Linked DNA regions of Homo sapiens: region 1 is linked to region 2. A link is a loop called in an ENCODE intact Hi-C map of the cell type or tissue named here. Cell type or tissue: heart left ventricle. All regions are shown on one strand.

Region 1 (2,500 bases), 150 kb after region 2:
TTGACCAAGGCCACACTCTCTTGCCGAGAGGTAGAACATGCTCTGCAGGGAGGGAGGTGAGGCAGGTGTGTCCTGAGATGGTGACATCCCTGCTTCCCAGCATTCGAGGCCTTAAATGTGATGGGTAGGGATACTGCAGAGGGAAGGTGAGGCTCCCAATATCCAGTCCCACCATGATGTCTCAATATCCTACAGTGGGGGGAGGGGTGGTGCACCAAAACTGTAACTGTTGGAAATGCGAGCAGTGGCAAAAAAAAGTTACATGACAGCATCTATGCAAATTGTGGAAAAAGCACATTTCTGGTTTAGGCAGAAAATCAAAAGAAAAGGACAGTGCTTGCACCATCTCGAGGCTGTCATCACTAGCATTGGCTTTCTCCTCCCCCGCCACAGAGCCATGCTCTCCAAGCAGGTGGGAGTGCTGGGGACGCGGGGTCTGGACCAACAAGAGAGTCAGCTCTGGGGTCTTCAGTATCTTCCCATGGCTGGACCCCAAACAGGCCTTCGTCCTTCAGGCTCCCCACCAGAGGCCTTCCTGAACATCAGGAACCCCTCCCTAGAGGAATCTATCCCAACTGGGGGTGGCCTAGAGAGAGATATAGGCATGGAGGACCCTGGGCGGGTGGAGCTCCGTCAAGGTCAGGAGCAGGTTCCTAAGTCTGCCCTTCGCTTTTTGGCCCAGAGGCCTGGGTTTCTGCCATACCAGGGGCCCTCTCAATAGAGGACCCACCAGAACTTCTCCTGTGTGCATGGGCCGCTGCCAAAATTATAAAAACCCCTCCTTCTGTTCGCCATTTGGCCCAAGGAACGAGGAGGGAAAAGAGGACTCTCCCACCAGGTGCCCTTCCTGTAACACCCCAATTCCACACACCTCTCCTGTAGTGTGAAAGGAAACTCATTTTGAGTTGTGATTTTTGCCCAGCCCACCTGGGATTTGGGGAGCATTACTAAAGCACTGCTACAGCAGCAGGGCAGCACTCTGGGATTCAGGGGACCTGGGTTTTCATCTCAGCTCTGCTGCACACTGGCTGAGTGGCCTGAATCTCTGTCTCTCTAGGTCTCAGTCTCTCCCTCCGAAAAGTGAGGCATTTTTGGGGGGCAGGGATAATAAACATGGTATCCTTGCCCCTCCTGGGGTTTCTCTATCTATAACAGGCATTACCAATCGCTCACTGAGTCCTGCCTGAGCCCAGCAGTCCTCAGCACAGCATCTAGGGAGTCCCTACCAGTCGATCAGAGAATGTCAATCTGCGGCCATGTGATCTCTTAGAGCCCTGACAGCTGTAAACATCCTGAGCCCCTTGCTAAGCCTCTGAGACTCCCTGTACCTCTCTGTAGTCAGAGAGGATTCCCAGAGGCCTCTGATGGGTTAATCCCCACAAACGCCTTTACATCTGCTCCTTCCTCTCCAGGTGCACCCTGCCCATAGCCTTCCTGAGGCACTCCAGTCTTCTAATTGGTCTCCACGGTGCTGGTCTCTTCTCGAACTCCAGAGCAAGATTGGCTTTCTATAATTATTACTTTCCTTGTGCAACTCTTCCAGAATCTTCCATGGCATACATAACTATCTGCAGGATTTTTTGGCAGTTGGGCATCCAAGCCCCCTTCCTGATTTGGAGGACTCTCCCTCTGTGGGCTGTCCTGGTGGGATGCAGTGCCCTACCATGAAAGCTGAAGCAGGGGTTCCTCCTACCCAGGGTCCTCTGCTATCCAGGGACGGGGCATGGGACTGGGTTTGGCCAATCAGACTCCTACCCAGGGTGGGCTGGGACTGGGCCCTCCGGAGCTGTCTTGGTGCTGATCTGGTTCCAAGTCTGGCTCTCCACTGTCCCAGCTCTAGCCCTTTAAATCTATGAAGCCCCTAAACCCTTTCTGCATAAGAGGACTGGGGTTGGGGGTGATTTCTGTTGCTAGCAACAGATAACTACATCTGTGTTATCTCTGCTCCTCAACAATGTCTCCGCTTTTCAGAGACAGAAACTGAGACCTAGAGACAGAGATTTGGGCCACTCAGCCAGTGTGCAGCAGGAATCCTGACTTAGTCAGCTCCCCTTTCTCTGTCTTATCAGATCTGACTTACCTGCCTGGCCCTCGAGGGGCACGCACACCCTGTTCCCACCCCCAACTGCCCTCTAACCTTATTCTTTGGTTTGCTCAACCCTACAGGGGTCACACTTCTCAAGTGTGACAGACCCAATTTTAAATGTGATGTCTCAGGTCCTATGAAAATGGTGATTATCTCCCCCAATCCCAATATTTGGATGACCACCTTTTCCCAGACTTCTTCTCTGACAGAAACACAGAACTTCTCTGCCAGATCATGGGTGTCCTAACCCTTGGTTTGGGAAAATATGGCCCCCAAATCAGGGGGCTCCTCACTGGCCCCCTCCCTGCATTCCTTGTGACACGGTCTTTAGAAAGGCCTGCTCCTCTGGGCTTCTGCACCCCTCAAGAGACGCCCCAACTCCTGCTCCCACTGAGACGATTTAGTGCACTTCAC
Region 2 (2,500 bases):
TGGAACTGGAACTCAGAAACATTCATCTGGCCACAAAACCACATCAAGACCTCAGGGCCAGTGCTGATCTAGACAAGAGTTTCCAACTACTCAATCTTGAACAAGGTAGTGAATTCTCATAAAATTAAATTCAATGTAGAGGAGTGTCCTATATTCTAAAGCTGAGTCCTCCCTACATTGCCATTTTAAAAATAGTCTATAGAACAATAAAAGATAAGTTTTTTAAAGAATGTCTTTATCTGGCAAAATTAAAAGTTGGGAATTCTATGTTGGTCCTAAACCCTTTTTTTAAATGTTATTGGTGAGAAAACCCAAAGCCTGGGAACTCTTAGCACACGGTGCCAATTTAGACATGAGAAAGGGTGGGGCGAGCTTGCTTGGATAGAGTGGTGAAAAAGTGGGGCTGATAGGAGGAAAGGTAGTTGGAAATTTAGAGGACGAGTTAACCATTTGGTTATGGGAGTCAACAGAGGACAATTCCAAGGGTACCATTAATCAAAACAGGAGAGCCAGAAGGATAAAGGTAGTTTGGTGGAGGCAGAGTAGGCAGAGGCTGGCAAGGAAGAGATTCGTTTTGGAAATGTCATGTGGTTTGTTCCTGTAAGATACCTGTTTGGAAATGTCCAATGAGCAATTAAAATGTCAGTCTGCAGCTTGAGAGGGGAGGACTACTTATTGATGAAACAACAGGCATTTATTTTATACTTACTATGAGCCAAGCACTAAGTTTGGGGGAAAGAGACATATTTGCATGTTATTCCATAGACTCCCTTGCACTGATCTTTTCTACATTAAGTACTTGTTAATATAATCCTTTTATCTGTTTTATGGTGCTTTGAACATGTAAGCCAAGATACAATGGAAATACAATATTCACATTTACAATTGGTCTACAAATGAATAGAAAACTAAGACTGAAAAAAACCTTTATTATTGTGTTAGTTACTAGCATAGGCTACAGTAACAAATGGATACAAGCATATAATGGCACAGCCCCATAAAAGTTTCTTAGTCACAATTTCTCTCTTGGTGGGCAAGTAAATAGGTTGCTGAAATGACTCTTAAGAGACATTTCAGCCTGAGAGGGGGTCCACCTCATAAACACAGGGCTTCCACTGCATCTCAGTCAGTATGCAGTGGCACTTTCAAGCCTTTAAGTGGCAGCATCACTTCCACTTATAATCAACAAGCTAGAACCCAGTCACATGGCCCCAACTAACTGCAAGGGCCATCTAGGAAACATAGTCAAGCTTTGTGTTCAAGGAGAAGAGGAAATGGATTTTGCTGAACAATGAGCAGACTGCCATAATTTTCATTAAATCATCTGAGAAAAAAAGCTAACTTATAGGAAATAAAACACTGGGTCATGAAGAACACTTAGTGTACCAATGAACAGAATCTTTAGCACTGCTTCTCTGGAAAGAAGTAATTGGCACTTATAAGGAACTTCTATTCATGTAACAGTTAAACCATGTTTTATTAGAAACAAAACAGCTGAATTCCAATATTGTTCAGAGTCCTTGCAAGGGTATCATTTGTTTTTTCTAGCTGAATAGTAATCTAAGCTAACTGACCTGAAATGATGGGAAAGAAGACAATATTCCAGTATTAATATGTTTTCTACAAGCACATCATTGATAACCTTCCTCTTTGTTCCCAGGAACATAGGCCTCTTCAATGTGTTTGTGGTTTTTGCATTCGTTTCACCATCAGCATTTTTTCTTCACAATTGTCCTTCAACGACTGCATCCGGTTATGAACTCTTAGTTAGCCTGTGACCACCTGCCTACTTCCAGATTTTGACTAAATTCTCAAACCCTTCATGTCAGTTCTTGAGCCTGAACTGTGCTCAGAGTAGCAGACAGAAACCCATTAGCAGTAATCCATCACTGCTCAAGATCTTTTATCATTTGATATCTAGAGATATCTGCATTTATTTATGAAATATGTCGATTATCCCTTAGAACTAAATTCCTTGTAATTTAAATCAAATATCTTTACTAGGGACATTTCCTTTCCAAATTTTAAGATTATCACCAGTTTTGCTGCGGTAGAGTCTTTTTTTTTTTTTTTTTTTTTTTTTTTTTTTTTTTTTTTTTTTGAGACGGAGTCTAACTCTGTCACCCAGGCTGGAGTGCAGTGGCACCATCTTGGCTAGTTGCAACCTCCACTTCCCAGGTTCAAGCGATCCTCCTGCCTCAGCCTCCCAAGTAGATGGGATTACAGGCGTGTGCCCCCACACTGAGCTAACTTTTGTATTTTTAGTAGAGTTGGGGTTTCACCATGTTGGCCAGGCTGGTCTTGAACTCCTGACCTCAACTGATCTGCCCACCTCGGTCTCAAAAAGTGCTGGGATTACAGGTGTGAGCCACGGTGCCCAGCCAAGGAAGTCTTATTGACATCAGCAGTGATACATTGTTTCTTCTGGCTTCAAATTTGGAAAGGGAAGCATTTGAAAAGAAACTGGGATTTCAGATATTAGCTCTGCTTTACATTGATC

Evidence for each region. Peaks named below come from ENCODE experiments on the same cell type or tissue, not always from the same donor. Only the 100,000 strongest peaks of a DNase experiment are listed, where the experiment ranks them.
Region 1: it touches region 2 in a loop (2.3-fold over the local background); 4 of 110 quality-filtered maps call a loop at or near these places.

The regions. Positions count from the first base shown.
Region 1 is chr15:68,681,273-68,683,772 of GRCh38, reverse strand. The region is part of intron 2 of CORO2B (coronin 2B); the gene reads right to left. Among named protein-coding and RNA genes, the nearest start is that of CORO2B, 100 kb to the right of the region's middle. In heart left ventricle, no CTCF peak of the experiment used is centred here; no DNase peak of the experiment used is centred here.
Region 2 is chr15:68,827,865-68,830,364 of GRCh38, reverse strand. No RefSeq gene overlaps it. Among named protein-coding and RNA genes, the nearest start is that of ANP32A, 8.2 kb to the right of the region's middle. RefSeq lists an enhancer at 1,231-1,280. In heart left ventricle, a CTCF peak has its summit at 1,148; no DNase peak of the experiment used is centred here.